Regions from separate parts of the Homo sapiens genome. Here region 2 is linked to region 1. Evidence: chromatin loops called from intact Hi-C (ENCODE). Cell type or tissue: Calu3. All regions are shown on one strand. Links, peaks and the distances in the headings refer to the core of each region. The heading gives the core; the rest is flanking DNA.

Evidence for each region. Hi-C counts contacts between places; a loop is a spot of excess contacts. Peaks named below come from ENCODE experiments on the same cell type or tissue, not always from the same donor. Only the 100,000 strongest peaks of a DNase experiment are listed, where the experiment ranks them.
Region 2: it touches region 1 in a loop (3-fold over the local background); 2 of 110 quality-filtered maps call a loop at or near these places.

What each region holds. Positions count from the first base shown.
Region 1 is chr3:196,786,051-196,802,520 of GRCh38, forward strand. PAK2 (p21 (RAC1) activated kinase 2) reads left to right here. Exons shown (of 15, transcript NM_002577.4): 3 at 15,877-15,977. Among named protein-coding and RNA genes, the nearest start is that of PAK2, 54 kb to the left of the region's middle. RefSeq lists an enhancer at 850-1,556. In Calu3, for the core only: no CTCF peak of the experiment used is centred there; DNase peaks (open chromatin) are centred at 7,001 and 7,301.
Region 2 is chr3:196,714,049-196,725,977 of GRCh38, forward strand. It overlaps PIGX (phosphatidylinositol glycan anchor biosynthesis class X), which reads left to right. Exons shown (of 6, transcript NM_017861.4): 2 at 2,810-2,873; 3 at 8,367-8,508. Among named protein-coding and RNA genes, the nearest start is that of PIGX, 7.6 kb to the left of the region's middle. In Calu3, for the core only: no CTCF peak of the experiment used is centred there; no DNase peak of the experiment used is centred there.

The DNA.
Region 1 (16,470 bases), core at 5,547-9,546:
GTTATATGATGTTAAAGATAGTATTCCAGGATGTGATTTGCCTTCTCACCCTTTCAGTAGTATATTTTAATGAATAGAAGTTATTAATTTGATATGGTGGATTTGATCAATTTCTCTTTTTTTTTTTTTTGAGATGGAGTCTCATTCTGTCACCCAGGCTGGAGTCTAGTGGCTCAATCTCAGCTCTCTGCAACCTCCGCCCCCCGGGTTCAATCAATTCTCCTGCCTCAGCCTCCCGAGTAGCTGGGATTACAGGCGCCTGCCACCGCGCCCGGCTAATTTTTGTATTTTTAGTAGAGACAGGGTTTCATCATGTTGGCCAGGCTGGTCTTGAACTTCTGACCTTGTGATCCACCTGCCTCAGCCTCCCAAAGTGCTGAGATTACAGGCGTGAGCCACCGTGCCTGTCTTCAATTTCTCTTTTTTGTGGTTCGAGCTTTTTGTTTTTTAAGAAATTTTTGTCTTACTTGAGGTCATAAAGACATTTTCCTGTATTTTTTCTATAGCTTGCCTTTTACACTTTAAATCTTTGAGCTAGCTGGATTTTATTTTTGTATATTTGTGAAAAGATTCACTTTCACTTTTTTCTTTAAACTTGGATAGTATCCCAGACCCATTTATTGAGTCTTCTATTTCCCCACTGACCTAGACCACCATTATTTGTCAGGTTTCCATGTGAGAGTCTGTTTCTGTGTTCTCTGCTTTATTCCATTAGGTTATTTGTCTGTACCTGAGCTAATAGTAGCACCCTGTCTTGATTACTATATCTTACAATCTTTTTTTTTTTTTCTTTGAGGCAGGGTCTCACTCTGTGACCCAGGCTGGAGTGCAGTGATATGTCTTGGATCATTGCAACCTCCACCTCCCAGATTCAAGTGATCCTCCTGCCTCAGCCTTCCAAGTAGTTGGGACTACAGGTGCACAACACCATGCCCAACTAATTTTTGTATTTTTTGTAGAGACAGGCTCTCATATGTTGCCCAGGCTGGTCTCAAACTCCTGAGCTCAAACGATCTGCCAGCCTTGGCCTCCCAAAGTGCTGGGATTACAGGCGCGAGCCACCACACCTGGCTCTTATATTGATTGTTAATGCCTGATGGAACAAATCTCTTAACCAGATTCTTCTTCAGAATCCTGTTAATTGCTTTGGCTTTTTGCATCTTTCTATAAATTTTAGAATCTGTTTATCATGTACTTTAACAGAAAAAAAAACCTGTGGCTACTTTGATTAGAATTGTATAGACTTTGGGCCGGGCACCGTGGCTTATGCCTGTAATCTCAGCACTTTGGGAGGCCGAGGCCGGCAGATCACGAGGTCAGGAGAGCGAGACCATCCTGGCTAACAAGGTGAAACGCCATCTCTACTAAAAATACAAAAATTAGCCAGGCATGGTGGCAGGTGCCTGTAGTCCCAGCTACTCTGGAGGCTGAGGCAGGAGAATGGTGTGGACCCGGGAGGCAGAGCTTGCAGTGAGCCTTGATTGCGCCACTGCACTCCAGCCTGGGCGACAGAGCGAGACTCCGTCTCAGAAAAAAAAAAAAAAAAAGAATTGTATAGACTTTGTAGGGCAAATAGGGGAGAATTGCATCCACCTTTGTAGCTGAGGGTGGGGAATCTGCAGAGCCTTTGTGTAGCCTGTTTACAGGGAAGTTTAGTTGCATGTCGTTTTCAGTCTCAGAGAGACAGAGATGTGTGGAATGTTTGGAGGGTAGGATGCTTCTTGATTCCTCCTGTTTCCTGGAGCTCTACCTCCCTTTCCTCTTACACTTATTGCTCCTACCTGGAAGCTGAAACACAGCCCAGTCACTGGGGCCCAGCTTTCGGCATTAGGAATGAGGGAGAACCTTGTGTGTGTTTACACATCCGTGCTTTTGTAAACATAGAAATAACCTGCTCTGTTGCTCTCACTGGATTATCCCGTTCATCACCCTAGTGGTTGCCTCTGGGTCCGCTCATTTCCACCCACCTTGCTTCTAGTTTCAGCCACCTGCAGCAGTTTGCAGAAGCATTTTCCCACTGACATCCTAACTGCTGCTTCTCTCGCTAGTCTTATGCTAATTGCTTTTCATTCTGGAGCATTCCTCGTGGATTTTATTCTGTGAAACACTCGGTTTTGGTGTAGAAGGGAGAGAACTTCAGTATGTGCTCAGTACATCATCTTGAAACAGAAGAGTCTAAAAGGCAAACAATTGTATTTCCATTTTTTAAAAATCATAATGACCTTAAGACTTTTGCCATCTCTAATGTAAGGCCTGATCTAGAGATAATTCATTTTATTCCACTAAAAAATTTACATCCCTTACTGCTTTCCTTACTAAAAAAACAGCTAATATTTTTATAAAAAGAAAATAAAGACTCTAGGATGTTTTCACTTATTAATTACTGGTTTTAATTGGTATCACCAAAAAACTCGAAAATTATCCTTTTGGATCGTGCCGTTTTAAGGCAACTTGACAGAACAGATCTTTTTTCCATGCTTGCTAATGTGTGTACTATGTGAATAATCAGAGATGAGTGATAAAGCAGATAGTGTCCCTGCTCCCACGACAGCAATCTCAAACCATGGTATAGAATTACAAGCCATGAAAAGTGGTACAGAGGCAGTGCACAACATGTGTCCAATCTGCAGTGTCTGGGAAGGCTTCCTAAGGAGGTCATAATAGAGCTGAAGACTGCAGGATGGGTAAGGGAAACGATAGTTACAAAGTGTGTTCCATGCCCGGGAAGAGCCTGTTTCAGTGGCCCACCTACAGGAGGGATCAGAGCACATCCATGGAGCTGAGTGCCGCCCGGTGTTACTGGAAAGCAGAGAGGGAAGGACAGAGAATTACAGCAGGGTGTATGTAGGCACTACAGACAGCAGAAGAGGCTGAAGAGGTAGGCAGTGACCAGGTCATAAAGGGCCTTGTATTCTATGCTACAGAGCTCACATTTTATCCTGTTTCCTGGGGAACCATTACAGATTTTTAATCAGGGGAAAGACCTGGCCATCTCTCTGTTTTAGTTAGGAGAGAATGGTAGGTATATAGAAAAAAGGTTTTGTTCGAAGTGTGAGAGTGAAGTTGGAAACTAGTTAGGAGGCTTTTGCTGTAGCCCAAGTGAGAAATGGCCTAACTAGTCTACTAGTTTAAATAATGAAAATGTCAGTGAGCCATTTGACTTTTTAAAATAAGCTTTATTCATACAGCTAGAGTTGGATGGTATTGTCTTTATTAACTAAAGCAATTTTCACATCTAGCTATTCAACCTATAAGCACCTTCACTTCTGGTTGGTTATGACTTAGATCTGTAAACAACCTTTCTGATTAAAAAAATGAATTCTGAGATTAATAATAGTAACCCATACTTCTCTGCCTATTTCCTAGAGGAGTGGTCCCCAACCTTTTTGACACTGGGGTAATGGTTTCATGGAAAACAATTTTTCTTTTTTCTTTTTTGTTTCATCTTGTTGCCCAGGCTGGAATGCAATGGCGTGGTCTCAGCTCACTGCAACCTCCGCCTCCTGGGTACAAGCAATTCCCCTGCCTCAGCCTCCCGAGTAGCTGGGACTAGAGGTGCACGCCACCACGCCCAGCTAATTTTTTTGTATTTTTAGTAGAGACAGGGTTTCACCATGTTGACCAGGCTGGTCTCGAACTCCTGACCTCAGGTGATCTGCTCACCTCAGCCTCCCAAAGTGCCGGGATTACAGGCGTGAGCCACCGTGCCTGGCCGGAAAACAATTTTTCTGTGGGGCTGACGGGGGGGTGGTTTCGGTATGAAACTCTTCCACCTCAGATCATCAGACATTAGTTAGATTCTCATAAGGAGTGTGCAGCCTAGATCCCTCTCATGCGCAGTTCACAATAGGGTTTGCGCTCCTATGGGGATCTAATGCTGCCACTGATCTGACAGGAGGTGGCGCTCAGGCGGTGGTGCTCACTCCCCACTGCTCACCTCCTGCTGTGCCACCCAGTTCCTAACCGGCCATGGACCTGTACTGGTCCACGGCCCTGGGGCTGGGGACACCTTTCCTAGAGAATTCTCTGCTGTGTCATGGAATTTGAAGCTATTACACATCAAAAGAACAAAGGAGGAATTACTTATGGTTAGACTAGAAACAGAAGAGTCTTCCTTTTAAACAGATAAAGGGTTTCTTTTATTTGTTTGTTTAGCCTTAGATGTAGCTTGAAAGCAGTCTAAAAGGTAGTGCCCTAGAGAATGTGACAGTAGCCTACTTAGGATTCTTTTCAGTACCTTTTGTCAACATGTGACTCAGGGTCTCTGCCTCTTGGCTGAAGGTTGCTGCCTGCCTGCTGCTGCTGTTTTGTTGTCTAATGAAGTTGGAAAATGATTCTAAGAATCTTTTTTTCTCCTAGGACACTAGTTAAATTGTTTATTTTATTAAAATAAGTTTTTTGCCCTGGTCTATTACTTCCCATCAAGTGATCTGGTTGCCTGGTGAACCTCCCGTAGATGGTTGTGTTTGATAAGCAGAAGTGGGAAGTTGACCTCCTTTCATTTTATGAAACATGAACAGATTTCAGATTTCTCCAAAGCTAAGGTGTAACATGTAGGGGTCCGTCCCGCAGACCCTGACCCAATGACGGATGAATAACTTACACTGACACAGATGTTATGCTTGTCAGTCCAGCTGAGAGTCCGGGCCACTTACAGACTCCCAGGAGAGTGCTGTAAAGCGTTGCAACCATCGGCCTCAACTAGCCAAGGAAGCTTGCATTTATTTAGTATAGATTAATTGACAAAGGCTTGAGTCAACACACCTGTGGGTAATTCACCTGGTCGCCCCCACCCTGGAGAGGGCCATCTTGCCCACCAATGATCAAAGGTTAGTCTTAGGACCACATGAGTAAACAAGCTCTTTAGATAAACTACTTTATATTCCTTTGTATCTGTACCTTAAGCTCTCTGGCTCCTGAAAAGAGAATCTGGCTACCTTCAGCCAAACTTTGAAGCTATGCAAAACTCCCCGGCCTTCCAAGCAGGTTTGCTTTTTTCTATTCCTATAATTTCTTCTGCCATCCTGACTGAACCCCCACATCTACATAAATTTATTGTGATTGGCCCTCTATTTCTGGGCTTCTAGAGTCGTTATATAAGAGTATTAAAGACATTCTGTTGGTATAGCAATATCTTTCCAGCACATTGTTCAATTCCAGACATGCTTTAGTATCTTTTTGTTTTAGACACTGTTTCTAATATCCTTTCCTTTTCCCATTGAGACTATTAAAATACAGAGAGTACCTGTATGTGTGTTATGTAAAAACAAATGGCATTGAACAGATTTTTAGGATTTTATGTTTATTTTGAATGATCTAATGTGGCTCTATCTCAAGTTCTGCTTAATCGTTTTTGTGTTTTTCCTTTAACTTTTTACTCTATACTCCTATCATATATGAAACTTTAATATATTTCTCTAAACTCTTAACGTTTCCAAGTTGAAGAATATGACTAGGCCTTAGACACAACAGGAACCAGGAATACTCTTGCTAGATATGTTATCTCTCACCCTTCTTTTTATATTTTTTTCTTATTTTATATTTCTTATTTCAGAATGTTTTTTCTTTATGTGTTAAGAAATATAATTCCTGGGCCGGGCGTGGTGGCTCACGCCTGTAATCCCAGCACTTTGGGAGGCCGAGGCAGGTGGATCACGAGGTCAGGAGATCAAGACCATCCTGGCTAACAAGGTGAAACCCCGTCTCTACTAAAAATACAAAAAGTTAGCCAGGCGTGGTGGCGGGCCCCTGTAGTCCCAGCTACTCGGGAGGCTGAGGCAGGAGAATGGCGGGAACCCAGGAGGCGGAGCTTGCAGTGGAGCTGTGATCGCGCCACCGCACTCCAACCTGGGCGACAGAGCGAGACTCCGTCAAAAAAAAAAAAAAAGAAATAGAATTCCTGGGCTCAGTTTCTTACAACTTCAGACACTAGTGATAGACTGATTCTCAGGGAGCCGAGTCTGGCTTAGCTGCTCAGGTGGCTGCCCCTGCACCAGTTGCTGGAGGGTGTGTGGGAAGCTGTGCTGACCTGGCTTGAGTTAGGTGCCCACCTCGGACCAGTCATCTGTGACCATAGTCGTGTAAGAAAATGGCATCTTTCCCAACTATCTGCATAGAGGAAAGGTGAGGGAAGTTTCCAAAAGTAGGATGCTGAGCAGATTTTTTTAAAAGAAAGAACACATATAATCATAGTACATTAAATTGTAAACTACTAGTTTATCGTTAACTAATAAATAATTTCTCCTGTATGTAGGGTATTCCGTTAGAAGCCAAGGGACATAAAGAAATGTTGAGTGCACGACCTCAAATTACTCAAAGTCTAGTGAAAATTGAGAGAGAGGTAATTTATGATAGACGTATTAATAATTGTGTTTCAGTAAAGAGAATCCAGGCTTAACAGTTTCCTTTCCCTCTGCTCCTGTCCATAACCAGCATTCCCTTCCCTCTCACTGTGACCAGATCTCTTTTAAGTTACATGCCTAGAGAGGAGATGGACATTTGAGCATAAATCCCTCATTACTAGTTAAATAAGTATTATTGTGTTTCCTACCAATACTAAACTAGTAGTATCTTTGTAAACAAAGAAGAGCATACGGTAACATTTCCAGTCTTATATGTATAGACTTATCAAACAGCATGATTTTTAACTCTTTGATATTAGAAGAATCTTCTGGTTAAACACAGCATGTTGACCACATACAGAAGCATTCTATTTACTCTCCCTCCCAAGACCCAACTAAAATGACAGAAAAAAATATATATATATACACACACACACACACGGTCAAAGAGAAAAAGAGAGGAGACAGTATTGTGAAAGAGGCTTCAGTACACATTTGGAAGGCAGAAGTGGTGGAAAATTGGCACCTGACTCAGCAGGACAGAGAAACACATAACCTAAGCGTTTGCAGAGGGGAATCTGTGAGAAGGGAAACAAGTTTCCCTTGTAGAAATTCTGGAAGCTCAAGATTTAGAGGCACACGACACTGTGTCGGAGTGGGGGTAGGATGCACTACACATGCTGAGGAGAAGGGGGATTAGTTGAAAATCAACATCGAAAGTGTCAAAGGCCCCCCAGGACTCCTCCTTTACACCCCACACATCCATGTAAGTGTTATCCCCATCCTCCGGAAGGAAAAAAGAATAAACTGGGATTTACATTTATTTCCAGAGAATTTAAACCACAGAAGCCTCTGTTCTTATCAGGGGAGTCAGGAAAAGTTGAAGCACCAGAATAAAGCAGGTGACTTCATGCAAGTCAGCATTTTCAACTCCTTTCCCCATCCTGCTTTCAGAATACCTGCAGCCTGACTCACAGCCTCAGACAGGAGATTGGAAGATTTTTCTCTGGATAAACAATGGCCTGGGGAAAAAAATACTTTAGGTACCTTGCATGCATGCTGTCCTTATCTTTAGTGTTAAGGTTGGCTTAACTCCCAGTTAGCTTTTTAATACTTTCTATATGAGTAGACAGTACAGGATCACCCGACATTTATGAAAAACCCTTTATAAATGAGAGGGAGAGTCCAAAACAATAGGGATAAAAACAGGAACTTAAAAGAAATAGACAGTGTAAGGAGAAAAAAAACCCCAAACTGCAGCCTGTGCATACACACATACTGTATAATCGTCAAAGAGAGGAGATAGAGGAATCCATGAAACAAGAAAAGAGTTCGCAGAGAAAGAATGATCAGAGAACAATGGAAAACAGTTCTTGGAATATCAACATTTAAAATTACCAAAACAAACAAAAGATAGCAATAGAAAGAAGAGTGGAAGATAATCAAGAAAATTCTCCCTGCTGGAGCGGTGGCTCACACCTGTAATCCCAGCACTTTGGGAAGCCAAGGTGGGTGGATCACTTGAGATCAGAAGTTCGAAACCAGCCTGGTCAACATGGTGAAATCCCATCTCTACTAAAAATACAAAAATTAGCTGGGCTCGGTGGCGTACACCTGTAATCCCAGCTACTCAGGAGGCTGAGGCAGGAGAATCACTTGAACCTGGGAGGCGGAGGTTGCAGTGAGCCAAGATTGCGCCATTGCACTCCAGCCTGGGCAACAGTGCAAGACTCTGTCTCAAATAAAAAAAGAAAAGAAAATTCTCTCAAAGAATTAAACAGAAATACAAAGATGGAAAATATGAGAGAAAAGATAACAGTTAAAAGATCTGACTAATGACAATTAAGTGGAGGACATAGTGACTTCTAGCTCTAAAATGGTGGTGTAGAAGCACACTGGCTTCACTCACTCTGCCCTGCCACCACAGAAAACCAAGAACATACAGCACTAAGATGATCACCAGCAACATCCAAGAACTCAGATATGAGAAGGAGACAGTTCCCAGGGGCACAGAGAAATGAAAGAACTCCAGGCATGCTGTAAGAATCGGACTTCCGTATCTGCAACACCCGTTCCCCCTGTCCGCCTGGCGCCAAGTGTGGGAAAATCTCCCCCAATTCACAGTGTCTACACAGGAAAAAGTGAGATTGAAGAAGACAGCCACCTTCTCCACCATCTTGGGTTCCCTGGCAGGAGGCCTGTCCCTGCCTTAGCCCACAGGTGGCATAGGGAGAGCTACCCTGAGGACAGCCAGAGGCAGAGGAGGGAGGCGGGATTACTGTTCCCAGCCTTGGAAACCCTGCTGTATAACTCAGCCAAAGGGGATGCCAAATAGAGCAGCTGTTCAGCAACACCATGTTGTAGGAGGTTTATTCCACAGGACCCTTGGCAGGAACCCTGAGCCACCCTTCCTGTACTGCTACCAGAATATCCCCTTGGGGACTCCTCTCTCCCATTTAGGATGGGCTGCACTCTGCTAGAACCCAGGCAAACCTGGGCTTATGGTGCCATTTAGTGCTGGAAAGGAGGCAGCAACCTAGGCTCGGGGGTGAGGAAAAGAAAGAAAATCAACAGGTAAATTACAGAGACTCTCTAAGCAAACATATCCAATAAAAACCAGACTAAATATCCTCATACTTCTTTGAAAAATGGCTTAAAATTTTCCAAATTTAATGAAAACTGTAAACCCACAGATTCAAGAAATTTAACAACATTTGAGCATAGGAAACATGAAAACTACACCAAGGCTTACTGTAATCAAATTGTTTAAAACCAGTGTTAGGGCTGGGCACAGTGGCTCATGCCTCCAATCCTAGGATTTTGGGAGGCCAGTGTGGGAGGATCACTTGAGCCCAGGAGTTCAAGACCAGCCTGGGCAACATGGCAAAATCCCATCTCTACAAAAAAAAAAAAAGAAAAAAAGAAAAATTATCTGGGCAGGGTGGTGTGCACCTGTACTCCCAGGACTTGGTAGGCTGAGGCAGGAGGATTGCTTGAGCCCAGAGGTTGAGGCCGCAGTGAGCTGAGATCGCACCACTGCACTCCGGCCTGGGTGTCAGAGCGAGACCCTGTTTCAAACCAAAAACAACAACAACAACAAAAACACAGTGATAGAGAAAATTTTAAAAGCTACCAGAAAAAAAATGAAAGACTCATTATATATATAGGACGAAGATAGAGTGATCCCAGACTTTATTTAAGTAACAGTGCAAGCCAGAAGACAAGGGACAACATCTTTAAAGTATTTAAAGGGAAAAAAATCTATCAGCCTAGAATTCTATACTATTGAAAGTGTCTTTCCAAAACAAAGGAGGACACAGAATTTTAAATGCGTAAAAGCTGAACGAGTGTATCGTCAGCAGACAGACTACAAAAAATGTTAAACTAAGCCCTTCAGGCAGAAGGAAGGTGATGTCAGATGGAAATGTGGACTCACAGGAAAGAATGAAAAGCACTGGATGTGGCACCTCCGTGGTTCTGGACCTTTTTGGCACCCGGGATTGGTTTCGCGGAAGGTAGTTTTTCCACAGACCCAGTGGTGCGGGGGAATGGTTTCGAGATGAAACTGTTCCATCTGAGGTCATCAGACATTAGATTCTCATAAGAAGCGCACAACCTGGATCCCTCGCGTGTGCAGTCCACAGTAGGGCTCACGCTATGCGGTCCAACGCGGCTGCTGATCTGACAGGAGGCGGAGCTCGGGCGGTGATGCTCACTCACCTGCCACTCAGTTCCTGCCGTGCAGCCGGTTCCTAACAAGCCTCGGACTCTGGTACCAGTTTGTGGCCTGGGGGCTGGGGACCCTTGTGGTATGCGTTCTTTCTTATCTAAATTTCTTTGAAAGATAATTGTTTTGAGTTTTTAAGAAAACAAAGCACTGATACACCTTGTAACATGGATGAATCCCAAAAACATTAAGTAACAAAAGTCATTCGCAAAAGACTGCATATTGTTTGGTCCCATTTATATTAATGAGCAGAACAGGCAAAAGCTATGGAGACAAAGTAGATTGGTGGTTGCCTGAGGTTTGGGGTGGGGCAAGGGCTGAAATGGGGAGTCATTGCCATTAGGTGCAAGGTTTCTTCTGGGTATGATAAAAATGTTCTAAAGTTAGATTGTGATTATGATTGCACAACTCTAAATATACTAAAACCCATTGAAGTGTACAATTTCAACAGGTGAACATGATAGTATATGAAGAGTTCTAGCTTAAGAAACAACTGAGTAGATAAAAGGGAATCTCAAAATACTTAGTCCAGAAGAAGGCAGAAAAGATTGATAAAAACAGACCTACCTACAAGAAATCTACTTTAAAACATAAAGCCACAAAATAGGCCAAAATGAAAGGATACAAAAAGGTGTGTTAACAATTAAAAGAAACCTGGACTGGCTGTATAAACAGCAGACAAACTAGAGTTTAGAGCTAAAAAATACTATCAGTGATAATAAGGAAGGTTGTTATTTCGTGATAATAGGACCAGTTCATTAAGATGATATAATAGAACTAAATATTTATGTACCTAATAACAGCTTCAAAATTCACAAAGCAAAAACTGAGAGGATTTCAAGAAGAAACAGACAAATTCAATTATAATCGGAGATTCCAAAACTTCTCTCAGTAATTGGTAGAAAAAGTAGACATAAAATCGCTAAGGATATAAAAAATTTGAACGTAACTATCAGCCAACTTGACCTAATAGACGTTTATAGAACACTCCACACAATAACAGTAGAATATACATTCTCTTTAAAGACACATGAGGTCTACTTTTAAAAATTCTCAAAAATGTTGGCCAGGCACGGTGGCTCATACCTGCAATCTCAGCACTTTGTGAGGCTGAGGCGGGCAGATCACTTGAGGTCAGGAGTTCGAGACCGGCCTGGCCAACATGGTGAAACCGTCTTTACTAATTATACAAAAATTAGCTGGGCGTGGTGGCAGGCGCATATAATCCCAGCTACTTGGGAGACTGAGGCAGGAGAATCGTTTGAACCTGGGAGGCAGAGGCTGCAGTGAGCTGAGGTTGCGCCACTGCACACCAGCCTGGGCGACAGAGCGAGACTCCCTCTCAAAATAATAGGCTGGGCGCAGTGGCTCATGCCTGTAATCCCAGCACTTTGCGAGGCCGAAGTGGGTGGATCATGAGGTCAGGAGATCAAGACCAACCTGACCAACATGGTGAAACCCTGTCTCTACTAAAAATACAAAAATTAGCCAGGCGTGGTCGTGGGCACCTGTAATCCCAGCTACTTGGGAGGCTGAGGCATAGAATTGCTTGAACCCAGGAGGCGGAGGTTGCAGTGAACCAAGATTGTGCCACTGCACTCCAGCCTGGGCAACAAAGCAAGACTCTGTCTCAAAAAAAAATAAAATAAATAAAGGATTTAAATTATATAAAGTGTGTTCTTGTGATCATAATATAATTCAATTAGAAATCAGTCACAAGAAGGTCTCTGGAAATATTTGGAAAGTAAAGAAAGCACTTCACAAATAAAAAGATATTTAGAAAATATATTAAGCCGAATGAAAATTCAAAACATCAATATTTGTAGGATACTGCTAAAGCAGTACTTAGTGGAAAACTTATAGTATTAAACACCATATTAGAAGAAAAGATTTTAAATCAATGACTTTAGCTAAGCCATCTTAATAAACTAGAAGGGAAGAGCAGATGAAATCCAAAGTAAGTAGAAGAAAGGAAATAATAAAAAGCAAAATGGGAATAAATGAAATAGGGGGAAAAAGCAGCAGAGAAAATCACTGCAACCAAAAGTAGATTCATTTAGAATGTCAATAAAATGGATAAACCTATAGCCAGACTGACAGGGGGCAGTGGATGGGGAGGAGAGACACATTACCAATATTGAGAATGAGAGAGGTGGTGGCACCCCTACAGATTTTACAGATATTAAAAAGATGGTATGAACAAATATGTACCAACTTTTTTTTCTTTTCTCTTTTTTTTTTTGGAGAAGGAGTCTTGCTTTGTTGCCCAGGCTGGAGTACAGTGGTGCGATCTTGGCTCACTGCAACTGCCACCTCCCAGGTTCAAGTGATTCTCCTGCCTCAGCCTCCCTAGTAGGTGGGATTATAGGCATGCATCACCACGCCCGGCTAATTATTGTATTTTTAGTAGAGACGAGACTTCACCATGTTGGCCAAGCTGGTCTTGAACTCCTTAGCTCAAGTGATCCCTCTGCCTCAGCCTCCCAAAGTGCTAGGATTATAGGCATGAGCCACTGTGCCTGGCCAATGTTAAATTCTTAGCAAGATTTTAGCAGTTGGAATCCAGCAGTGTATAAAAAGGGTAATACATCATGACCAAGTGGATTTCGTTGGTTTAAGTTTGAAAATCGATGGATGTTATTTACTGTATTAACACAATAGAAAGGATGAGCCATGGGTTTGTCTCAATACATGGAGAAAAGGCATTTGACGGAACCCAGTATCCATTGCTGATAGAAGTGTTCAGCAAACTTGGAATAGAAGAGAATGCCCTTTAGCCTCATAAAGGACATCTTTTAAAAACCTACCATTGGCATTAAACTTAAGGGTAAAAAGAATGACAGTTTTTCCTCTTAGATCAGGAAAAATAAAATTTCTCTTCATCCACTTTTATTCAACAATGTACTGAAGGGTCTAGCTAATGTAGTAAGGCAAAAAAAAATTTTTTTTAAGAAAACGAATAAAAGGAATCCAGATTGGAAAGAAGTAAACTTGATTTTATTCACCGACAACATGATTGAATTTTTGTAGCAAAATTGTATATTTACAAAAATACTAGTGGAAGTAAGTGTAATAAGGTTTCAGGATATAAGATTAGTATTCAAGAAACAACTGTGTTTCTTTATGGCTGCAATGAATGATTAAAAAGGGAATTTTAAAACTGCCATTTGCAATAGTATCAAAACCAGGAAATACCGAGGCAGAAATCTGATGAAACAGTGTGCGCTCTGCACTGATAACTACTGCTCTGTTTCTAAGTGTCCCCCAGAGTTCATGTGTTAGAAACTGAAGCCCCAGTAAGAGAGTGTTGAGACATGGGACCTTCAAGAGGCGACGCGAGTGCTCACGGATGGACTCATGTCTTTATTGTGGATGCGAGTTGCTTATAAAAGCCAGTTTGGCCCTCTCCTGCTCTCTTTCTTGCAATGTGATGCCTTCGGCTACGTTATGACACAACAAGAAGGACCCTCACCAGGTGTGGCTTCTTGGTCCTTGACCTGGAGGACTTTCCAGCCTCCAGGAGAACTGTGAGCCAAATGAACTTTTATTTTTTTGAGGCAGTCTCACGCTGTGACTCAGGCTGGGGAGTGCAGTGACACAATCTCGGCTCACTGCAGCCTCCACCTCCTGGGTTCAAGCAATTCTTGTGCCGCTATACTCGGCTGAAGTTTGCATTTTAGATACAGTGTTTTGCCATGTTGGCCAGATGGGTCTTGAACTCCTGGCCTTATGTGATCTGCCCACCTCAGTCTCCCAAAGTGCCAGGATTACAGGCATGAGCTACTGCTCGCAGCCAGCTTCTAATGTTTATATTAATCAATTGCATAGGCAGTGGTATTCTGATAAAGCGTACCGAACGGATGAAGACAACTGCAAACACTGCTGAGAGAAATTTTTAAAGACCTAAATAAATGAAAAGATTTGCTGTTTTCATGGATCAGAAAACTCGGTGTTGTTAAGAAATCAAGAAATAAATTCTCAGCCAGGTGCAGTGGCTCATGTCTGTAATCCCAGCACTTTGGCAAGCCAAAGCAGATGGATCGCTTGAGGCCAGGAGTTTGAGACCAGCCTGGCCAACATGGTGAAACCCCATCTCTACCAGAAATTATAAAAATCAGCCTGGTATGATGGTGCATGCCTGTAATCCCAGCTCCTCAGGAGGCTGAGGTAGGAGAATTGCTTGAACCCGGGAGGCAGAGGTTGCAGTGAGCTGAGATCACGCCACTGCACTCCAGCCTGGGCGACAGAATGAGACTCCCTGTTAAAAAAGAAAAAGAAAGAAAGAAAGAAATTCTCCTTAAAATTCATCTGTATGTACATTCATTCCAATTCTAGTCAGAATTCCAACAGGCTTTCTGTAGAAATTAATAAGCTTATTCTAAAATTAATAGGGAAATGCAGAGGACCTCGATTACCCAAACAGCTTTGACAAAAGAAAAAGAAGACTTATGTGACATAGTTTCAATGCGTATTACAAAATGGCAATAAAATAATCAAGGCAGTCTGATAGTGGCATAAAGGCAGACAAACAGATAATTGCAACAGAGCAGAGCCTTCAGAGATAGACTCACACGTGTACAGACAATTGACTTTCAACAGTGGCTCCAAACAGGAACCAAAATGGCGCTGGCCTTCTAAATGGCAACACTGGAAATGCTGAGGGTTCCAACTTATATATATATAAAATTAGTGAAGAACTATCACTAAAGGGATAAATCAAGAGGAAAACGTAAGATCCAGAAAATAGATTCCAGCACATACAGGGCAGGAGTGAAGGGATGTCATGGACGGTAACTGCAGGAAGCGTAGGCATGAGCTACTGCAGATTAGAGCAGGAGGAGCTGAGAGGGAGGGGGTAGGGGGAAGGAACTGATGTGTTGGAGTTCACAGAGAACATTATTGATAGGTGTGTGGCAGAAATGTTGCAGAAATAATTTACAATCGGACCATAGAAAAACTGCATAGTTTTAAAATGTGGCAATTAGTAACTCCACTAAAAAAGGATTATGCTTGCACAAAAAAGGAGAGGTGGTTTTGTCAACTACTTGTCTTGACAGTGTGTATTATCTGCGGAGTCACAGTAATGCAAATCTGACTTCCTGATGAATGTAGCTGAGTGGAAATGGGGTTTGCTGTGTTTGCTGTCCACATTGCTCAGCATCTGAGATGTAGCCCTTTGTGAGAGAGCTGGTGCCCGAAGGGGGTGTCTCTTCTGCCTGTGCTCTGTTACTCAGGCCTGCCGTTGGTCACTCCATGTGCCTCCTCAGTGTTTGGTTGTGTCCAGCCCTACTCTATGGCAGGACAGTCTGCTTTACTTCATTTACTAGTTTCCTATCAGCCAGTTTTTAGGGGAAATCTTTTCTAGAATAACTTTGATTCTAGTGTGTTTTCTAGAATAACTTTGATCCTAATATGTTTTAGGAAAAATATAAACATAATATGCCGGGCATGCGGTGGCTCACATCTGTAATCTCAGCACTTTGGGAGGCCAAGGCAGGTGGATCAGGAGTTTGAGACCAGCCTGATCAACATGATGAAACCCTGTCTCTACTAAAAATACAAAAATTAGCCGGGCATGGTGGTGGGCACCTGTAATCCCAGCTACTTGGGAGACTGAGGCAGGAGGATGGCTTGAACCCGGGAAGCAGAGGTTGCAGTCAGCTGAGATTGCACCACTGCACTCCAGCCTGGGCAACAAGAGCGAAACTCCATTTAAAAAAACAAAAGACAAAAAATAAAATTATAAGTGCCTTTACTAGTCTTGTTTAAATAGGCTGATTCTTTCTCTTTTTTTCTAATGCCCCCTAGGAAGTAAAAAGAAAGAAAAGGAACGGCCAGAAATTTCTCCTCCATCTGATTTTGAGCACACCATCCATGTTGGCTTTGATGCTGTTACTGGAGAATTCACTGTAAGTTAACCTAGTTCGGGCCCATTTATAACGTTTAAAATAGCACTCAAACATTTTCCTTCATTATTAAATTTGAAATTAACATTTCAGGCCAGGTGCGGTGGCACACGCCTGTAATCCCAGCACTTTGGGAGGCCAAGGCTGGCAGATCATTTGAGGTCAGGAGTTCGAGACCAGTGTGGCCAACATGGTGAAACCCCATCCCTACTAAAAATACAAGAAAATTAGCCAAGCGTGGGGGTGTATGCCTGTAATTCCAACTACTCAGGAGGCTGAGGCAGGGGAATCATTTGAACCTCGGAGATGGAGGTTGCAGTGAACAGAGACTGTGCCATTGCACTCCAGCCTGGGCAAGAAGAGTGAAACTCCGTCTCAAAAAAAGGGAAATTAACATTTCTATCTATACGTTAACTATGAATTCTTACTGCTTTTTGCTTTTTATAAAAGTGTTAGTGGTTGGATATATCGTTTTCCTAGAGAGCAGAGCCTATTA
Region 2 (11,929 bases), core at 1,761-5,760, 76 kb before region 1:
CTGGTGTACATACCAGTAGAATTTAAGCCTGTTCATAATTTTTCTTCTAATTTAATTTATAGTTGGATAGCAGTCCTCACTTCCCACCCTACCCCCATTAAAATTAAACAGGATGAAGAAAGATCTGGATTTGTGCTGGGCACAGTGGCTCACACCTGAAATTCTAACACATTGGGAGGCTGAGGTGGAAGGATTGCTTGAGGCCAAGAGTTCAAGACCAGCCTGGAAAACATAGCAAGACCCTGTCTCTGCAAAAAAATTTAAAAGTAGCCAGGTGTGGTGGCGTGGGCCTATAATCCTAGCTACTTGGGAGGCCGATGTGGGAGGATTGCTTGAGCTCAGAAGTTCAAGGCTGCAGTGAGCTGTGATCATGCCACTGCATTCCAGCTTGTGTGACAGAGTAAGGCCCTGTCTCTTTTTTTTTTTTTTTTTTTGAGACGGAGTCTTGCTCTCTTGCCAGGCTAGTGCAGTGGCGCAATCTCGGCTTATTGCAACCTTCACCTCCCAGGTTCAAGCGATTCTCCTGCCTCAGCCTCCCAAGTAGCGGGAACTACAGGTGCACACCACGACGCCCGGCTAATTTTTTGTATTTTAGTAAAGACGGGGTTTCACCATGTTGGCCAGGTTGGTCTTAAACTGTTGACCTTGTGATCTGCCTGCCTCCCCCTCCCAAAGTGCTGGGATTACAGGCATGAGTCACTGCACCCAGGCTATTTGTTCTTTTTTTTAAGAGGCAGAGCCTTGCTCGGCTGGGCGCTGTGGCCCATGCCTGTAATCCCAGCATTTTGGAAGGCCAGGGTGGGCAGATCACCAGGTCAGGAGATCGAGACCAGCCTGGCCAACGTGGTGAAACTCCATCTCTACTAAAAATACAAGAATTAGCCGGGCGTAGTGGCGCGTGCCTGTAGTCCCAGCTACTCTGGAGGCTGAGGCAGGAGAATTGCTTGAACCTGGGAGGCAGAGGTTGCAGTGAGCCAAGATCGTGCAACTGCAGTGCAGCCTGGCAACAGAGTGAGACTCCGTCTCAAAAAATAAATAAATAAATAAATAAAAATAAAAAAAGAACAAATAAAAATCTGGATTGGTACAAGATACATATGGAATTTGGGGATTTGTTTATTCAGGAAAAGATCATATGCTTCTCCAAAGCAAATACAATTTCTTTTTTGAGGGCTGGAGATTTTTCAGTGAAATGTAACTAGACAAATTCTCGAAGAGCTGTAACACTAAAATTTCATTCAATTTTAGTGTTGAAAGTGGAAGTATCTTAGGCTTTAAAAATCAGGCAAACCTTTCTTCTAATCGGTCACGTAGTTAGTTGTATGACCCAGGGCCATTTACTAATGCTTTAGAAGTTCAAGTTTCCTCCTGCAAACAAATGGCAGTGATTTTGCTTATTTTGCTATAGATCGTGAAAGTTAAAACACATATGAAAGCACCAAGTAGAGGATCTAGCATGTTAGATATTATTTAACCAGTTATTTTTTTCTATTCTTTTTTCATTCCTTCAAATAGTTTCACCTTCACATCATTTTTCTTAATGCATCTTTTCAGAAATACATCTAATGGATTCAGCAATATTCAATGATAATAACAGGATTATGTAAATAATATATAGTTTTCTGTATGTGTTTGGGGTTTGTTTGTTTGTTTTGAGACAAGGTCTGGCTTTGTCACCCAGGCTGGAGTGCAGTGGTGCAGTCTCTGCTCACTGCAGCCTCCCTCTGCCTCCTGGCCTCAAGCCATGCTCCCACCTCAGCCTCCTAAGTAGCTAATTTTTGTATTTTTCTTAATGGAGATGGAGTCTTGCTATGTTGTCCAGGCTTGTGTGTGTTTTTTAAATGTTCTTCCCACAGATTTACAGCTTTTGAAATGGGACAAAGTTCCATAGCAAATGCCTGGCAGAGTTGCTGGTCAATAGTAACTGAATTTTCAGTTTTAAGATGCTTACATTGAGTAATAGTTTTCTTTTTTTGTGTTTAGAGACAAGGTCTCTCTCTGTCACCCAGGCTTGAGTGCAGTGGTATAATCATAGCTCACTGAAGCCCCCATCCCCTGGGTTCAAGCAATCCTCCCACCTCAAGTGCGAGCTGGCACACCTGGCTCAGAGTAACAGCTTGAGTGTCTGGAATCTGGATGAAGTCAGTATACTGAGATTTGTGCTTATTCTAAGTTTACAGTGGAACCCGTTGAACCTTTACGTGCCTCCAGCTTTGCTTTTTGTTTTTTTTTTAAACCTTCCAGCATCTCCACAAGGCATAAATGTACCATTTTCCTGGTTTTGTAGGCATGGATGTTAGAATATAGAAGTTGCCAGTATGTATCTATCTGATACACAGTTTCAGTGAACAAGGATTAAAATGGAGATTTCCTGGCTCTTTAGCCATCCTGTTCCTTTTTGGTATCTTGGGATCACCTGAATAAAGTAATATTAATAAAAAACACTTACATAGAACACTTAATATGTATTCTTACTACTGTTCTAAGTGCTTCTACTTACATTAAATTCTTACGACAGCTAGTAGAGAGATAAACTATCTTGCCCAAAGTTAACACAGCTGTTAAGTTACAGACTGGGATTTGAAATCAGGCAATCTAACTCCAGAGTCACTGTTCTTAACCACAGTGCTATATTGGAAGTAGATTTATATATATATTTCAAATTGCTTAAATTTTAAAAGGTTTTGTTTTTAGGTTGGTTAGATTTTCTAGGCAAGTAAAGCCTACTAAAATAACTCTTTTATAATTATTTAAATATTATTTTATTCAGTGCTTTTGTTTTTAAAAAAAAATCGTTTGGTTCTTATAGGCATAAGGGCCATGTGTTCTGAAATTATTTTGAGGCAAGAAGTTTTGAAAGATGGTTTCCACAGGTAAGTTGCCTGTTGATTTCTATTTCTATTAAAATAATGTGTCATATAATTGAGAGCAAAAAATTGATGGTTGAAATTTGTATAAATTGAAAAATCAGGCCAGATGCGGTGGCTCTCATCTGTAATCCCAACACTTTGGGAGGCCGAGGCAGGCGGATCACAAGGTCAGGAGTTTGATACCAGCCTGGCCAACATAGTGAAACGCTGTCTCTACTAAAAATACAAAAATTAGTTGGGCATGATGGTACACACACCTATAGTCCCAGCTACTTCAGAGGCTGAGGCAGGAGAATCACTTGAACCCGGGAGGTGGAGATTGTGGTGAGCCGAGATCATGCCACTGCACTCCAGCCTGGGCAACAGAGTGAGACTCTGTCTCAAAAAAAGAAAAAAGAAAAATCACTTGCTTCCTCAAAGTTACTCAGTGATGGCATATGTGGTTCACACTTTGAAATAATGATTAACTGAGTGGAGCAAAGAAGAAAACAAGTATGTATTGTTTACCACGTACAGTTGTCCCTTGGTATCTGAGGGGATTGGTTCCTCCTGGACCTCCCCTGAGGACACCAAAGTCCTCAGATGCTCAAGTTCCCTATATCAAATGGCATAGTACTTGTATAGAACCTACACACACCCTCTCATATACAGAGGTTGTTATATATATACAACTAGTGCCTATATATACAATATTCCATTTAATCTTCACAGTGGCATGAGATAGATGATTTTTTCTTATTTTTCAGATGAGGGAGGTAGAGCTCAAACAATTTAAATAATTTGGTAGAAATTAGGGTGATAGAGCTCTGACTCTAGCTTAGTACTATTATACTTCAAAGCCATCTCAAGTACTATGATACACTGCTCTAAATCACTATGTCTTACTACAGTTGATTCTAAATGACCAAGCTGTTTCCAAAAAAGAAATTATCTTCAAAAGATGAATATTTGCCCATATTGAAGATCTTTAAAAGTCTGGTAAAAAGGTGTGGAAACTGTTCCTTAAGAAAACTTGCCCAAACTGAAGCTTCGCAAGGTGATTATTTTGAAATGATTCTCAGATACTTAATATGTAAATTCTGATTCATTTATTTTTTTTTAATTTTTTTATGCTGGGCACGGTGGCTCATGCCTGTAATCCCAGCACTTTGGGAGGTCGAGGACCCCGGATCACGAGGTCACGAGTTCGAGACCAGCGTGGCAAACACGGTGAAACCCCATCTCTACTAAAAATACAAAACATTAGCCAGGCGTGGTGGTGGGCGCCTGTAATCCCAGCTACTCAGGAAGCTGAGGCAGTAGAATCGCTTGAACCCGGGAGGCAGAGGTTGCAGTGAGCCGAGATTATGCCACCGCACTTCAGCCTGGCAACAGAGCGAGGCAAAACTCCGTCTGAAGAAAAAAAAAAGGGGGGGAAGGGTATAGTTATTTCACCATGAAGTATATTTGTGTTAGGTTTTTTGTAGATAGCTTTTTATGAGTTGAGGACTTAATCTTAAGTTTCTAGTTTCCTGAGAGTTTTCTTTCATGATTGGGTGTTAAATTTTGTCAGATACCTTTTCTTCCTCTGTTTTGAGAGGATCATACAATTTTTATATTTTATTCTCTTAATATGATGAAGTACATTGATGTTTCCAGTAGTGAACGTACTCCTTGGTCATGCGATATTATCTTCTTGAAATATATCTGGATATGTTTTGCTAATAACTTGCTTAGTATTTTTACTTGTATGTTCATGAAGGCTACTGGCCCATGACTCTGTTGTGATGCCTTATTCTGGTTTCACTGTCTGGGTATTCTTGGCCTTATAAAATAGTTTGGGAAACATTTTCTTCTCTAGTTTCTGCTTGTGTAGCATTGGTATTATTTATTCCTTTAATGTTTAATAGAATTTAACAATGAAGCTCTGTTTTTGTGTGTGTGTGCTACATTTAGGATTGTTCTTGATGCTCTTGATAATTTCTTGATGAATTGGATGAATTGACCCTTTTATCTTTGTGTAATGTCTTTCTTTATGACTGACAATATTCCTTGTCCCGAAGTCACCTTATTCTAATATTAATATAGCCATCCCATATTTATTATTAATATTTGCATATCTTTTTTATCCTTTTACTTTTATCGTCTTTATCTTCAGTGTGTTTCCTGTAGATAGCATATAGTTCAGGGTGGCCAATTTTTTTCTTTCCAAATCCCAAGACCTTGTGAAAGGAGTTGCTGTTTTATCCATCTGTCAGTCTCTGCATTCTAATTGGAGTGATTAGACCGTTTATTTTTAATGTAAATATTAATATGGTTGGTCTGGTTTAAATCTGTCTAGCTACTTTTTTATCTATTTGTTTTTCTCTTTGTTGCATCTAGTCTTCTCCTTCTTTTCTTGCCTTATTTTGGGTAAATTGAGTATTTATTTTTTATTTTTTTATTATTATACTTTAAGTTCTAGGGTACATGTGCACAATGTGCAGGTTTGTTACATATGTATATGTGTGCCATGTTGGTGTGCTGCACCCATTAACTCGTCATTTAGCATTAGGTTAAATTGAGTACTTATTAAGCATTCTATTTTATCTCAATTTTTGGATGATTAGCTATACCTCTCTGTTTTTAATTTGTTGCTTTAGGGTTTACAACCTGCAATCGTTACCTATCACAGTCTACCTTCAAATAATTTTATTCCATGTCACAGATACTGTTTTATCAGGATAGCTTCATCTCCTTCTCTTTTCTATGCTGTTGTTATCACATATTTTACTTTATTTTTTACTTGTGTTATGAACCCCACAATATATTGTTACTGGTTTTTCTTTAAGCAGTCACTTTTCACATTATTTATTTTAATTGTGATAAAATACCCATAACATAAAATTTACAATTTTAACTTTTTTTTTTTTGGTATGGGGTCTCGCTCTGTTGCCAGGCTGGAGTGCATGGCGCGATCTCGGCGCACTGCAACTTCCGATTCCCTGGTTCAAGTGATTCTTCTGCCTCAGCCTCCCGATTACAGGCGCCTGCCACCACACCCAGCTAATTTTCGTATTTTCAGTAGAGATGGGATTTCACCATGTTGGCCAGGCTAGTTTCCATCTCCTGACCTCGTGATCCGCCTGCTTCGGCCTCCCGAAGTGTGGGGATTACAGGCGTGAGCCACCGCGCCCGGCCTAATTTTAACGATTTGTAAGTGTGCAATTCAGTGGCATCAAGTACATTCACGTTATTGTGCTACCATCACCACCATCCATTTATGGAACTCTTCGTTTTGTACAACTGAAACTCCTTGCCTATTGAGCAATAACTACTCATTCCTCCTCCTCCCAGCTCCTGGCAACCAGCATGCTTGTCTCTGTGAATTTGACTCCTCTGGGTACCTCATATAAGTGGAATCATATAATGTTTGTGAAGCTTATTTCACATAGCATGATGTTCTCACAGTTCCTTCATGTTTTAGGGTATGTGAGAATTTCCCTTCTTTTTAAAGCTGAGTAATATTCCATTGTATGTTTGTACCACATTTTGCTTATTTGTTCATTGTTGATGGGCACTTTGGTTGCTCCTGCCTTTTGGCTGTTGCAAATAATGCCGTTGTGAACAGGATTTACGGTTGTCTCTTAAATGCCTGCTTCATATTCCCAGAAGTGGAATTGCTGGATCATGTGATAATTCTATTGTAATTTTTTGAGAAATTGTCATAGAGTTTTCTGTAGTGGCCACATCATTTTACATTCCCACCAGTGATGCTCAAGGGCTCCAATTTGTCTAGCAATCATATTTGAAAGCAATTAAAACATGAGAAAGAAGTCTTTTATATTCCCCCACATACTTATCATTTCTGATCTCTTCTTTCTTATAGATTTATGTTTCTATCTAGTATCATTTACTTTCTGTCATTTCTTGCAGTGACAAATTCTCTTAGTTTGTGTTTGTCTGAATCTTTATTTTGCCTTTATTTTTGAAGGATTTTCCTCCTGGATATAAAATTCTAGATCGACAGCCTCTTTTCTTTTAGTAATTTAAATAAGTTGCTCCATTATCTTCTAGCTTATTCTTATCTTTGTTAATCTCTCCATCATTATTGATAGCTTTTAAGATTGTTTTCCATTGACTGGATAATAATGTGCCTTGATGTGATTTTCTTTGTATTTATCCTGCTTAGGGTTGGTTGGCTTCTTGGATTTGTAGACTTATAATTTTATGAAATTCAGAAAGTGTTCAGCCATTATATCTTCATTTTTTTTCTGTTACATTCTCTTCTCTTTTTTAGGAACTCCAAATATATGTATACTAGACTACTTGATATTGTTTAAAGGCCATGGAGGCGGTTCCTTTTTTCTCCCTGGTCTTTTTTCCTCTCTGTGCTTCAGTGTGGGTAGTTTCTGTTGCTGTGTCTCCAAGTCACTGATCTTTTCTTCTTCAGCATCTAATGGCTTTTAATTACATCTGGGTAAGTTTTTATTTCGGAAATTATATTCTTCATCTCTTAAAGTTGCATTTAGTTTTTTAAAAAATATCTTCTCTCTCTCTCTCTTTTTTTTTTCTTGAGACAGGGTCTTGTCTCTGTCCTCCAAGCTGGAATATAATGGCGCTATCAGAGCTCACTGCAGCCTCGACCTCCTGGGCTCAAAAGATTCTCCTACCACACCCTCCCTTGTAGTTGGGACTATAGGCACACATCACCATGTCTGGCTAATTTTTTTATTTTTTTAGAGACAGGGGTCTCTCCATATTGCTTAGGCTGGTCTCAAACTCCTGGCTTCAAATGATCCTCCTGCATCATTTGAATCCCAGCCTCCCAATGTGCTGGGATTACAGGCATGAGCCACCATCCCCGGCCTATTTTTTCTTTTTTCTTTTTTTTTAGATGGGGATTTGCTCTGTCACCCAGGCTGGAGTACAGGGGCATGATCTTGGTTCATTGCACCCTCCACCTCCCAGGCTCAAAAGATTCTCCTGCCTCAGCCTCCTGAGTAGCTAGACCACAGGCATGTGCCACCATGCCCGGCTAAATTTTGTATTTTTGGTAGAGACTAGGTCTCACTGTGTTACCCAGGCTGGTCTCGAATTCCTGAGCTCAGGCAGTCCACCTGCCTCAGCCTTCCAAAGTGCTAGGATTATAGGCATGAGGCACCATGCCTGCCCTCTGGCCTGTTTTTTTCTGTGTAAATATCCAGTTGTTTCAGTGCCATTTGTTGAAAAGACTATCCTTTCCCCATTAAATTACGTTGGTACCTTTATTGAAAATTGTGTGAATGTTATTGGATTCCATTCCTTTTCATTGATCTTTGTCTATTTTTACAATAATGCTATAGTGGCTTATGACATGAATTATGAAAGATCTAATGGATGATTCTGACATGTTATAAATATTTCATTTGACCTTATAATCTACTTTTGGAAAATGAATTTTGAAATACAGTGTTTTCACTAATAGGAATACAGTGTTATGTTATCTCATTTAACAGTTGAATGAAGAGATTTACTTTCAATGTACTTGTCTTACAGAGACCTTTTAATCAAAGTGAAGTTTGGGGAAAGCATTGAGGACTTGCACACCTGCCGTCTCTTAATTAAACAGGACATTCCTGCAGGACTTTATGTGGATCCGTATGAGTTGGCTTCATTACGAGAGAGAAACATAACAGAGGTACAGTTATTAGGGGATTTTTTGGGAGAGAAATTAATTTAGGGGTGCTGTAGTTTGGATTAAGGAAAAATAGTAGGTTTTCTTTTCATTTTGTTAAAGTGTATAAAGTGACATTTTTAGAGATAGACTGGGCATAGTCTTTGACAAGTGAGTGACTCTTGTCAGGAATAAGCCAACTAAACTGAGCTAGTTAAATGCTTTTTAAGGTGGTTCATAGTTCAGTGACTAAGAAAATTATCTGGGTGTATGTGTATGTCTTGAGAAAATTAATGATTAATAAATAGTGCCTCAACAGTAACTTTGTTAATGAGAATGACATATACCCCAACATCTGGGTAAGTTTGATATGTGAGGAGAAGAAACTAATATTTAATAGATGTCTATATGCCAGATATCTTCATTTTCTTTTAAAAAGAAAGATCGTGTCCTGCACCCTTTACATAAATTAATCTTTATAACAACCCTGGAGGTGGAATCTCCATTTTATATATAGGGAAACTGAGGGCTGGGTGCAGCGTCTTACGCTTGTAATCCCAGCACTTTGGGAGGCCAAGGCAGGCAGATTGCCTGAGCTTGGGAATTCGAAACCAGCCTGGGCAACATGGCGAAACCCTGTTTCTACAAAAATACAAAAATTAGCCAGGTGTGGTGGTGGGCGCCTGTAATCCCAGCTACTTGGGAGGCTGAGGCCGGAGAATCACTTGAACCTGGGAGGCGGAGGTTGCAGTGAGCCGAGATCGCATCATTGCACTCCAGCCTGGGTGACAGAATGAGACTTTGTCTCAAAGAAAAAAGAAACTGAGGCGCAAAGAGGCCAAGTAACTTATCCAAAATCACATAGATAATTGGAAGAGCCAAAAAATGGATCCAAGATTGTCTAGTTGTAATGTTGTTGCCCTTGTTGGACCTGAATCTTACCCCGTAGTTAGAAAAGTTTCCCCAACTTTGGTAAGAATTCCCTGGGGGCACTTTTGTACAGAGTATTGCCTTCCAGGGAAATCCTGATTCAGTAGGCCTAGATTGGGCCCCAAAATCTGGTTTGAAGAACCCAGATGATTTCTTTTTTTTTTTTTTTTTAATTATTGTGGGTACGCAGTAGGTATATGTAACCTAGGTGATTTCTGTTAAGAAATTTTGGGAGACACTGTCTTAGTTGATAAGATTATAATCTACTTACGAATTTTTAAAACTGTAAAATAGATGCATCTATAGTTATTCATGATGGCAGTTTATTTCTAATCGTGGTTTAGGCCAGTTTCTTTATCCATTTATTTTATTTTAATTGTTTTTGAATAAGTAATTACATTCTCATGGGTTCATTGAGTAGATATAAAAAGGTATGCAATGATAACATTCTGCCTGTGTCAACCACTAATCAGCAAGTGTGTTCTCAGTTTTTTGTGTATGTATGACAGTTTACATACACATACAATTATGGAAGGACCTCATTTTTTTTTAATTTAATGTTTTTTTTTTTTTTTTTGAGACAGAGTCTCTGTTGCCTAGGCTGGAGTGCGGTGGCACAATCTTGGCTCACTGAAACCTCTGCCTCCCAGGTTCAAGTTCTCCTGCCTCAGCCTCCCGAGTAGCTAGGATTACAGGTGCATGCCACCATGCCTGGCTAATTTTTGTATTTTTAGTAGAGGTGGGGTTTCACAATGTTGGCCTGGCTGATCTCGAACTCCTGACCTCAGGTTATCTGCCCACCTTGGCCTCCCAAAGTGCTGGGATTACAGGCATGAGCCACCGGCCAGAAGGATCTCATTTCTTTTCTTCAATGAATTATGAATTCTAAATGAGGCTATTCAAATTTAAAATAATAGATTTCAAATTTCAACACAGTTTTTGGCTTGTAAGGATATGGGTTGGAATCATATTTAAATCTACTTAATAAAATCACTTACCGTGTTCTAAGAAAATCAAAGTTTTTTGGATGGGGGTTACCCAAAAATTCATATCTTTGGATGGGGATGAGATTTGGATGTTTGAAGGTTGACTGTTAGAAGAAAAGGGTACAGGTAGAGAGTGCCATTATAGATTGATTAACAAGTTTATCTTGATCTTGATTTTCTGCTTTCTAATCTTCTAATCCATAATTATAAGCCTTGTAAGTGTATTTACTTCTTTATTTTGGAAACTTCTAGAAAAATAGATGTTACATTTGTGACGTTTAAATATATGGAATTTGATGCCTGACATATTCCTTCTGCCTAGTTGAGATTATGGCCCAATTCCTCGTACAGAGAAACTTTGTTATGCTAAGTGTTATTATATAATAAGTGTAACTGGGTAGAAGGAATTTATATGTAGGGACTGATTGATGCTTGTATACCTGGATTAATGTCTTGACTCTGCTCCAGGAAATAAAATTTTTGGCTGCAACAAATGGAACTGTGGGCCCAGATTAAATGAGTGGTGTGCCAGCAAAATGCTTTGTAAGGAGTTTGTGATGGTTTGTGAATAATTTGAAAATAAATGCAAGCCTTAAGTAGGTTCACCAAGGATAAGGCAGATCAAATAAACCTCATTTCACTTTTTTAGGTAGGGTTATTAAACATATTTTTTCATCAGAAGTCTCTTAGATTCTTTGAAAGCAGTATAATATTAGATTGAAACGTATAAAATTGCTGTTTTGTGGGTCAAAATGGAAACAGTTTTTGAAACCATAAGTTTTACTCAAAGTATGTAGTATTAAGGCTTCTGCTTCTGGTCAAGTGGAGAACAGGTAACAAATTTAGTCTCTTACTTGAAACAAGCAAGAAATAGACAAAATATATGAAATAATGAAAAAAGTCATTGAATATCAGGCAATGAAGGGCAGAGATATCCGAGAGAAGGGAAGTAAGTAAGGTGAGCCCTACTGTCATCCAGCTTATTTCCTTGAGAATATTTTCAGGCTTAATGCAGGGAGGAGAAACTCAAGCAGAGCCTAGTGGACTTTTTGAGTTGAGGAGATAAAGTTGAGATGCTGGGCAGGCCAAGGTAACTAGAATTCACGGGACAGTGTACCAGAGGGGAGAGAACGTCATAGAGGCAGAACTGCAGAAATAACAGAAGGTTCCTTTCAAGTATGTAGCTGAGTATTTATCAGTGTGTATATGTTAGGAAACTACCTGATGCCAGGGAAAGAGCCATCTGACAAAATGAGCGGTAACAGTGTCTGGTACTCACACAGGGACAGGAGTAGTACCTCGTCCCAGCAACCAGACTGAGAAAAGCCTTATAATTTCTTGAACAATGGAAAAACAGAGAACTTTTACTCAGTAGCAGGGAATACTTAGCCACAAACTGAACATTGCTTTAGTCCTGCATAACAAATCTTAAAAACAAAACCTTAAAAAAATATCAAACTTTTTCTAAGTAACTTATCTGCATCCCAAACAAAGCTCAAGAATATGTATAGGGATATAGACATATCCAG